Linked DNA regions of Homo sapiens: region 2 is linked to region 1. The links are chromatin loops, found by intact Hi-C in ENCODE. Cell type or tissue: lower leg skin. All regions are shown on one strand. Each heading gives the region's core, and the rest is flanking DNA. Links, peaks and the distances in the headings are about the cores only.

The links. Peaks named below come from ENCODE experiments on the same cell type or tissue, not always from the same donor. Only the 100,000 strongest peaks of a DNase experiment are listed, where the experiment ranks them.
Region 2: a loop joins it to region 1, with 14 times the contacts of the local background. A loop is called at or near these places in 1 of 110 quality-filtered maps.

Annotation. Positions count from the first base shown.
Region 1 is chrX:150,394,272-150,399,649 of GRCh38, forward strand. All of the region lies in intron 1 of MAMLD1 (mastermind like domain containing 1), which reads left to right. Among named protein-coding and RNA genes, the nearest start is that of MAMLD1, 34 kb to the left of the region's middle. In lower leg skin, for the core only: no CTCF peak of the experiment used is centred there; no DNase peak of the experiment used is centred there.
Region 2 is chrX:150,468,528-150,473,905 of GRCh38, forward strand. It overlaps MAMLD1 (mastermind like domain containing 1), which reads left to right. Exons shown (of 8, transcript NM_005491.5): 4 at 1,218-2,963; 5 at 5,153-5,275. Among named protein-coding and RNA genes, the nearest start is that of MTM1, 97 kb to the right of the region's middle. In lower leg skin, for the core only: no CTCF peak of the experiment used is centred there; a DNase peak (open chromatin) is centred at 2,033.

The sequences.
Region 1 (5,378 bases), core at 73-5,072:
TGGGTTCTCCATTCTGCTGCATTGATCTATTTGTATATTCTTTTACCAGTAGCACACTGTCTTGATTATTCTATCTTTATAGTAAGTCTTGAGGTCAGGTAGTGTCAGTCCTTTGACTTTGTTCTTCTCTGTCAATATTTTACTAACTATTCTGGATCTTTTGCCTCTCCACATAAACTTTAAAATAAGTTTGTTGGTGTCCACAAAAGAATGTGCTGGAGTATTGATTGGGATTGCACTGAATCTATAGATCAAATTGGGAAAAACTGGCATCTTAACAATATTGAGTCTTCCTATTCATGAACATGGAATCTCTTTCCATTTATTTAGTTCTTTGATTTTTTCATCAGATTTTTTGTTTTCCTTATATAGATCTTGTGCGTATTTTCTTAGATTTATATGTAAGTATTTCATTTTGGGGGTGCTGATATAAACAGTAATATGGTTTTTTTTAATTTTAAATTCCACTTGTTATTGCTGGTATGTAAGAATGTGATTGACCTTGTGTCCTGTAACCTTGCTATAATGACTTATTGGTTCCAATGGTTTTGTTGCTGTTGTTGTTGATTCTTTCAGATTTTCTACATAGAGGATCATGTCATCTGCAAACAAAGGCAGTTTTATTTCTGCGTTCCCAATGGGTGTACCTTTTGTTTCCTTTTTTTGTCTTATTGCTTTAGCTAAGACTTCCAGAACAATGTTGAAAAGGAATGATGAGAGTGGACATACTTGCCTTGTTCCCAATCTTAGTAGGAAAGCTTCTAGTCTCTTACCATTAAGTATGATAGTAGCAGTTTTTTTTTGTAAATATTCTTTTTCAAGTTGAGGAAGTTCTCAATTCTGAGTTTAATGAGAGTTTTTATCATGAATGGGTGTTGGATTTTGTTAAATGGCTTTTCTGCATCTATTGATATGATCATGTGATTTTTCCTCTATAGCCTGCTGATGTGATGGATGACGTTAATTGGTTTTTAAATGTATAATCAGTCTTGCATACCTAGGATAAATTCCATTTGGTCATAGTATATAATTGTTTTTATACATTATTGGATTTGACTCATCAGTATTTCATTGAACATTTTTCCATCTATGTTCATGACAGATAGGAATCTGTAGTTTTCTTTCCTTGTAATGTCTTTGTCTGGTTTTTGTATTAGGGTGTTGCTGGCCTCATTAAATTGAGTTATAACATATTCTCTCTGCTTCTATTCTCTGCAAGATAATGTAGAGAATTTGTGTCATTTCTTCCTTAAGTGTTATGTAGAACTCACCAGTGAACCCATCCAGGCCTGGCGCCTTCTGTTTGGAAAGGTTATTAACTATTGATTCAATTTCTTTAATAGATACAGGTTTGTTTTGATTGTATATTTCTGCTTGTGTGAGGTTTGGCAGATTGTGTCTTTCAAGAAATTGGCTCATTTTATCTAGGTTATCAAACTGGTGAGCCTAGGGTTGTTCACAGTATTATTTTATTATGCTTTGAATGTCCATGGGGTCTGTAATGATGTCCCCACTTTCATTTATAATATTAATAGGTCATGTTCTCTTTTTTTCCTTAGCTTTGTCCAGAGGCTTATCAACTTTATTGATCTTTTTAATAAACTAGCTTTTGGTTTCAATGATTTTTCTCTATTGATTTCCTGTTTTTAATTTCTGCTCTAATTTGTATTATATATTTTATTCTGCTTACTTAGGGTTTAATGTGCTTTTTTTTTTCTTTTTTCTTTTTTGAGACTGGGTCTCAGTTTTTGCCCAGGCTGGAGTGCAATGGTGCGATCATAGCTCACTGTAATCTCAAACTTGTGCACTCAAGCAATCCTCCCACCTCAGCCTCCTGAGTAGTTGGGACTACAGGCATGCACCACCATACCTGGCTAATTTTTTTTTTTTTTTTTTTTTTTTTTTTGTGGAGGCTTGTCTTGCTATGCTGCCCACACTGGTCTTGAACTCCTGACCTCAAGTGATCTTCCCAGCTCAACCTCCCAAAGTGATGGGATTACAGGTGTGAGCCACCATGCCTACCTAGCCTCTTCTTTTCTAATATTTACATTCAAAGCTATAAATTTCTTCTTTATCACTGATTTTGCTGCAGTACACAAAGTTTGATAAGTTGTGTTTTCATTTTCTTCAAAATATATTTTCAACTTCTCCTGAGATTTTTGACCCATGTGTTATTTAGAAATGTGTTGTTTAATCTCCATGAGTTTTGGCGTTTTCCCATTATCTTTCTATTCTTGATCTCTAGTTTAATTCCATCGTGGTCTGAGAGCAGACATTGTATGAATTCTGTTCTTCTAAATTTGGAAAAGTTTATTTTATGGCCCAGAATGAGATCCATCTTGGTGAATGTTCCATATGAGCTTAAGAAGTATGTGTATCTACTGTTGTTTGGTAAATGTCAGTTATATCCAGTCGATGGTGTTGGTGTTGAGCTCAGCTACGTCCTACCTGTGTGGGGTTTTTATTTCTTTGTTTTGTTTTTTGTTGTTTTTCTTTTGCCTGTGCCTGTTGACAGTTCCATGTTGGAAGCTTCTGTAGTGTCCTGTCCAGAATATATGGGAGTCAATATGGAAACCTATGGAACTCATTGCTATGTTATTTCCCAAGTCTAGGACTCTAGGTTGGTCACCTTTTCTTTCTACTTTCTAGAGGCTTTTTATGCTTTTTTATTATGTTATGCCCAGATTTTTGTTTGTTTCTGTAGTTTGCTTTTTAAAACACTTTAAATTGTGGTAAAATGCATATGACATAAAATTTACTATCTTAATCATTTGCAAGTGTATAGTTCAGTATTGTTAAGTATATTCACATTGTCGTGCAATGTCTCCAGGTTTGTTTAGTTGTAAGGAGAGAGACATGGGAGAAGTAAGGCTACTTCATATTGGTCAGAACCAGAAGTGACCTATAGTATGTTTTCCTGGCTCTTCTTTTATGTTTTATTTTTTTCCATATGGAATTTAGTATCAAATTGTCTAGCAAAATTAAAAAACTTGTTGGTATTTTAAAAATTGAGATTTCATCTTATATGTATAAATTGTTAAACAGAACTGACATCTTTATGATGTTGAGTCCTCCTATTCAAGAGCAAGGTGTGTCTTTCCATTCATTCATGTCTACTTTTGCATCTTTCAGGAGTGTTTTAGAATGTCCTTTGTAGAGGTTTTGTACACTGCATGTCACGTTTATTTCTAAGGATGATTTTTTTTGTAGATAAGGTTTTATTTCCTATTGTGTATTCCCCTTTCATGGTTGTTTGGGAATATGGAATAAACTAGTGACTTTCAAATCTGGATCTTAGCCCTATCACCTGAGCCCAGACCCAGATTTGTGACAGTTCATCCCACCTACCCATTTAGCTAGTCCTCTCATACCTTCAACTCAATGTGTGCAAAGGTCAACTTGTGTTCTTCCCTGATCACTCCAACCCTCACTTGGACACTCACCAGACACTGAATTTATTTCTGACTCATCCCTCTACACCCCCTTACCAGCTAATTGGTCATTCAGTCCTAATAATTCTCTAGCATTCTGGAAGCTATGGTCATGAAATCTATGTGTTAGATGGAACCATCAAGTCATCTATCATAACCTCATTTCTGATGCCTAAATTCACTATTCAACATCCCCATTAAGAAGTTTCATGGCATATGCTTGGACATATATTTCCAGGGACAGGTAACTTACTACCTTATGAGGCAGCCCATTTTATTTCTGGCCATTTTGATCATCACATACTTTTCCATGTATATGTCAGTCAAATCCATCCCCTTCTTTCTAAAATTATCACCCCGTGCTTGCTCAGCACCCACTCCACCCACAGTGACCCTTCTGCAACAGTTCTGCCAGGTTCCAGCACACACAGACTGAAGGGTAAAATTTTTCACCTAATATCCATCGCATTTTGTGATGCTGGCCCCAGCCTACATCTACCACTTCATGGCTTACCACAGAGAGAGGAGAAGAAGGAGAAGGAGGAGAAGGAGAAGAAGAAGAAGAAGAAGAAGAAGAAGAAGAAGAAGAAGAAGAAGAAGAAGAAGAAGAAGAAGAAGAAGAAGAAGAAGAAGAAGAAGAGGAAGAGGAAGAGGAAGAGGAAGAGGAAGAGGAAGAAGAAGAGGAAGAAGAAGAAGAAGAAGACAGGGAACGAAGGAGCAAAAATACACTAGCTTTCCAAAGGTCCATACGAACATTAGTTGTGGATATTCCTTCTTTCCTGCTGTATCAGTGGGGGTTGCAGGGAACTGGGAGCACTGGTATTTTCAGTAGGAAGGCTGTCAGTGATAGTAATTACCCTGGGGTACTCTCAGTGTGGACTCAATAATGGATGCTACTAAGCACTTGACACAATTGGGATATAGAGATATACACACTGCTATCAGACCAATAACTCAATATAACACCAATGACTATAAATACAAAGCAGACTATAGATTACTACCTCCTCCGTGAACTCTCATAGGACATTTCTATGTCCTATGACATAGAAGGTACAGAGTGCTTGCAGCCTTATGGTGTAATTATTTATAGAAGGTTAGTTCCTGTAGGGCAGTTCTTTTTTATCCATGTCTGCATCTCCCACTCTGTCTTCTTCCCTTATCAGAATCTCATGCACTCTTTAGGGTCCCACTCAGATGTCACTTCTGCTGGAAATCTTTCTCTGGTCTCTTTAGCCAGAAGTCAGTCTACAAACACTTCCCTAAGCACCCTCTCTGTGCTAGGTACTGTGCTAAGCACTGAGTATGACATGCTGGTAAACCTTTGGAACTTTCCCTGGAGAAAGTGGGAAGCCACCATATTTTCAAGCAAGGAAGATGGTCAGAGCAGTGTTGTGGAAAGGTTTCTCTACCACAGTATGGAGGACAAATGGGAAAGCCAAGACTGGAGGCAGGGGAAGCCCCCTGGGAGGTGGCTGTGGCAGGAGTCCAGGGAAGAGATGATGAGGATAAACCGGGGCAGTGGAAGGACACAGACCTGGCAGACGGTTGAGAGGCAGAATTAACAGATGGCTATTACTCCAAAGACAGATTTGAATGATGTGTCACTCATACAGAGATGCGGGCTGGAATCTGTGATAGAAATATTATCATCGGCAACTGTGGATGGTATTCAACACAAGGACTTGAATTGGGCTGTGAGTTGAATTGTGTCCCCCAAAACAATACATTGAAATCTTAACCCTTAGAACCCGTGAATGTGAGTTTACTGGGAAATAGGATCTTTGCAGATGTAATCAAGTTAAGAAGAGGCCATTAGGGTAAACCTTAATCCAATATGACTAGTGTAGTTATAAAAAGAGGGAAATTTGGAGACAGAGAAGGACACAGAGACATACAGGGAAGAGAAAGCCATATGAAGACAGAGGGAGAGATAGGAGTGATGCA
Region 2 (5,378 bases), core at 71-5,070, 74 kb after region 1:
TTCCTGCACATACTCCTTTGCCCCCACTTCCTTTCCCATTTACCTGCTAACATACAGGTCATGGTCATTAACACAACAGCGATGGATGACTGTATGAAGCCATGAAGAGTAGGAAGTCTCACATTGCTAGTGACTTTGCTTTGTTCCCAAAGGCTGTGCTTCTATAAATGATGGGCAGCTCCCCCAAGGTTCAGATCCCAGATTGGGGCCTTTTCTCATTGTTTAATATCTCCCCAACCTGAGGATGCATCTTCAGAGGAAAATTTCTTATTTAGATAACTTTATACTTTTTTAAATTTTTGGATTATGAGTCGTTCTCGTTAAAGACAAACAAGCAGAAATGAAGAGAATAGAAAGGGAATTGCCAGTCATCCCAAATAAATGACCACTCCAAATTGTTGGGTATAGGTTCTTCCAAATTATTTTTGTGTACACATAGCAATGTGTGAGAGTGTGTGTGTGTGTGTGTGTGTGTGTGTAAAAATAAATGGAACAATGAATACGATGCCTACAATGACTGTTCTGAAACTTGTGCTTTCCCAAAAACAGTATTTTAAACAGCTCCCCAAGAAAACACATCCAGATCTACTTCTTTCCTGTAAGGGCTCTGTTGTATTCAATTTTACCACTGCAGCCTGATGCATTTAACCAAGACTAGAAGGCAGCCTAAAAGTTCAATTCTATACTATGGTATTCCTTCGTTAAAATCTATGTGTCTGTAGACAGGAAAGAATTAAAACTATTTAGCTACTTCTAGTTTTCTCTCCAATGCCTGCCTTTGGCAGCATGGTTCATTTAGTGACTTCTGCATAGTTTTGTTGAACTCTCCTTGAAGTGGGCAGATTACCCTTTGCATAACGTTCTATCCCGTTTTAGTATACAGACAACATAATGCCTTATTTGAAATGTAATTAGACAGTTTAGATGAAACATAATAATGAATAAATAAGCACTATGGTTCCAAAGACAGGCTGTATTTTATAGTTTTCACAACTATAAGTCTTTAAACTGAGAGGTCTGTTTTATCATGCACATTTCCTGTTCATTAGCTTTAATGTGCCAAACCTTTATAAAAATTCCTCTCTCTCTCTCTCTCTCTTTCTCTCTGTCTCTCTCTCTCTCTCTCTCTGTGTGTGTGTGTGTGTGTGTGTGTGTGTGTCACCTCTCTTCCCTTCTCCTCTCCTCTCTTCTCCTCTTCTCTTCTCTTCCATTCACAGGGAACTGTTAAGAGGAGACAAGAAGAAGACCACTTCCAGTTTCCAGACATGGCTGATGGGGGCTACCCTAATAAAATTAAGAGGCCTTGCCTTGAAGATGTCACCCTTGCAATGGGCCCAGGTGCTCATCCTAGTACTGCTTGTGCAGAACTGCAGGTCCCTCCATTGACAATAAATCCTAGCCCTGCGGCTATGGGAGTGGCTGGCCAGTCATTACTGCTGGAGAATAACCCTATGAATGGCAACATCATGGGCTCACCATTTGTAGTACCACAGACTACAGAAGTGGGACTGAAAGGGCCCACTGTTCCTTACTATGAGAAAATCAACAGCGTGCCGGCTGTAGACCAGGAGCTTCAAGAGCTGCTAGAGGAGCTCACCAAAATTCAAGACCCTTCTCCAAATGAGCTAGATCTTGAGAAGATACTGGGGACGAAGCCAGAAGAGCCACTGGTTTTAGATCATCCCCAGGCAACCCTAAGCACAACTCCCAAGCCTTCGGTTCAGATGTCACACTTGGAGAGCCTGGCTTCCAGCAAGGAGTTTGCTTCTAGTTGCAGCCAAGTTACTGGCATGTCACTTCAGATCCCATCCTCCTCCACAGGGATCAGCTATTCGATTCCTTCCACCAGTAAGCAGATAGTGTCACCGAGTTCTTCAATGGCACAGTCCAAGAGCCAGGTCCAGGCCATGCTCCCTGTCGCTCTGCCCCCCTTACCAGTGCCTCAGTGGCATCACGCCCACCAGCTGAAGGCGTTGGCAGCCAGCAAGCAGGGGTCTGCTACAAAGCAGCAAGGGCCCACCCCCAGTTGGTCTGGTCTGCCTCCTCCAGGACTCTCTCCACCTTACCGCCCAGTGCCATCACCACACCCACCACCGCTGCCACTGCCACCACCACCACCCCCATTCAGCCCCCAGAGCCTCATGGTGTCCTGCATGTCGTCCAATACCTTGTCGGGTAGCACTCTCCGAGGCTCTCCCAATGCCTTACTGTCAAGCATGACGTCCAGCAGCAATGCTGCCCTGGGGCCCGCCATGCCCTATGCTCCTGAGAAGCTCCCCAGCCCTGCTCTCACTCAACAGCCGCAGTTCGGCCCTCAGAGCTCCATTCTTGCCAACCTCATGTCCTCTACCATCAAAACCCCTCAAGGACACCTGATGTCTGCTCTGCCTGCCAGCAACCCTGGGCCGTCCCCACCCTATCGCCCAGAGAAGCTCTCTAGCCCAGGCTTGCCACAGCAGTCCTTCACCCCACAGTGTTCCCTGATCCGAAGCCTCACTCCCACCAGTAATCTTCTAAGCCAGCAACAGCAGCAGCAGCAGCAGCAGCAGCAAGCAAATGTGATCTTTAAGCCCATAAGCAGCAACTCATCCAAAACCCTGAGCATGATCATGCAGCAGGGGATGGCAAGCTCCAGCCCAGGAGCCACGGAGCCATTTACTTTTGGCAACACCAAGCCCTTGTCCCATTTTGTTTCTGAGCCGGGTCCCCAGAAGATGCCCTCCATGCCTACCACCTCTAGGCAGCCTTCCCTGCTCCACTACCTGCAGCAGCCGACACCAACGCAGGCCTCCTCAGCCACTGCCTCCTCCACGGCCACTGCCACCTTGCAGCTGCAGCAGCAGCAGCAGCAACAGCAGCAGCAGCCTGACCATTCTTCATTCCTTCTGCAGCAGATGATGCAGCAACCCCAGCGTTTTCAGCGATCAGTGGCCTCAGATTCCATGCCTGCTCTGCCCAGACAGGTAAGACAATCTCATATCTGGCTGTGTTCTTTTGTTTTGGAAGTAACAACTGTGTTTCATGTTGCCAATATCTGGCTCTGGAGGGTAAATCCAGGCTATAGTTCTCTCTGAGACTGGAAAAGACTCTGAAAAAGTCTACTGAAGTCAGCTAATCCTGTGTGGTTAAAAGCACAGTGTTAATAAGGCCAAGGTTATGGTTTCAGTGCCTGTTCAAGTCACCTAACTTCCCTAGAAGGAGAGCTGCACCCACAAGGTGCTCCCGGTGGAAGGAGCCAGGTGGGACAAGTCCGAATACAGAAATGCCTTCCCTGCACTGGGCCATGTAGAAAGACTAGTGAATCCTTCTTAAGATGTAAGGAAATTGCACTGAAGCATTTAATCTTATCCCTGCTGGCAGAAGGACAAACACTGAGCCTTCTAGAAATGCCACAGCAAACTTTTGCTGAGCAACCTCAGCATGCCATTTGTCACTGTGCTGGATACTCAGTCAGGTCGTGAAAGGAAAAAGACAGGTATTTGCAAGGTAGTCACTCTCATCATCTCCATTTTACAAATGAAGAAACTGAGGCTCAGAGAGTTGAAAGACTTGCCCAGAGTCACATAGTTCGCAAGGGACAGAGCAGGAACTTGAAGCCAGGTGGTCTCACTCCAGAGCCTGTGCTCTTCTTGAAATTACTTTTGACTTCTCACCCTCCCTCATCTCCTCCAGGCTTTTCAATCATGAAATGCAGCTGATTCCACCTGGGTCGTGTCTATCACAGTTCCCAGTTTTCATTTCTGTGACCCCTGCCTGTATTAGTTATCTGTGGCTGCATAACAAATTACCCCAAGCACCAGCTTCGAACCATATGCATACGTTACCACCACATCCTGATTTCTGGGTGTTAGGAATCCTGGCATGGTTTAACTGAGTCTTCTGGCTGAGTATCTCCTAAGGCTGCAGTCATCTCAAGGCTCAGTGGGGAAGGATCTGCTTCCAAGCCCACTCATGTGGTTGCTGGCAGGAAGCAGTTCCTTGCAGGTTGTTGGACTGAGGCCTCGGTTTCTCATGAGCTATTGGCCAGAGGCCTCCCTCAGTTCCTTGCCACACGGTCTCTTCACAGAGCATCTCACAACATGGCAGCTGGCTTCATCTGAGTGAGCATGAGAGAGTGTGCCAGTGAAGCAGGGTAATGGGGAGAGAGGGAGGAGGGATAGTGCCAGCAAGTCAGAAGTCACAGTCTCTATGACCTGGTCTAGAAAGTAACATCCCACCACTTTTGCTGTATTCTATTCATGAGATGTAAGCCAGAGGAGATTGCATGAGGGTGTAAATACCAGGAGGCAGGGTTCAGTGGGGCCAGGTCACACATGTGCCTACACAGAATACTCAGTCACCATCTACCATCCCTCCTTCCCATTCCTCTCATCCTTGCCCAAGTTCAGGTCCTCTTGATTCTTTATCTGAACTCATACAGTTGACCCTTAACTGGTCTCTCCCAATAAACCATCCATTGCTCTGAGTCGTCTTGCTAAAACAGTGACCTGATCATGTTTTACACTTGCTCAGAAGTCCCCAGAGGCCCATAAGCTGGCCCCACCAGCCTCCTGGGCCCTTCAGCATCCATCAGGCCCTGCCTTGCACTTTGTTTCTATTACCCAGAAGTGCCTGCAGCACTTGGCCCACGCCATCTGGTCTCAGCCTTTACTCTGGCCGTTCCCTGGGCCTGGTCATCCCTTCCCACATTTTCTCTCCTGTCCAACACCTGCAGCTACTTAGGGCTCAGGCACCATCCCTCCAGGAAGCTTTTCCATGACTGTCCTCAGTACTTCCATTTCCCACTGTGCCTCCCTCTTCTGGAGAGTGGTCAAGGAGGAGATTATAAAGTGCTTGGCCAGAGACCTGGCCCAAGGGAAGCACCTGTCAAGGGCTGACCTCTTATTTAAGAGCTCTGTATGAGCACACCTGTGGCAACCCCTAGAGTACAGAGGTTGTGTCTTTTCCATCCAGGTTTCCTGGAGCATAACCATGCAGAGTGCTTGACACCAGGGAGTTGGTCGTTTGATAGACCATGCGGCAAGCAGAGCTCCCATGGGGGTGGCCGGGGGAGCGGTGTGGAGATAGGCAAAGCACATAGGACACGGCAGGCCACCTGGGGCTCGGGCCCTGGTCTGCAGTTCAGGAGCACTTTGGTTTGATTTTATTATAGGGCTGTTGCCATCTGTTTGCATGGACTTCTGCAGCTAGCTCGGTGAAGCCCCAGCATCAACACGGGAACTCTTTCACTAGCAGGCAAGATCCTCAGCCTGGAGACGTGTCACCGTCTAACATTGTGAGCCTTTCTGTTTTGTTTTGTCTTCAATTGGGTACATTTTTGTAGACTGATTGTGTTGTCCCAGAGCTGGATCAGCTGGCTCAGAGGGAGAATTCTTAAT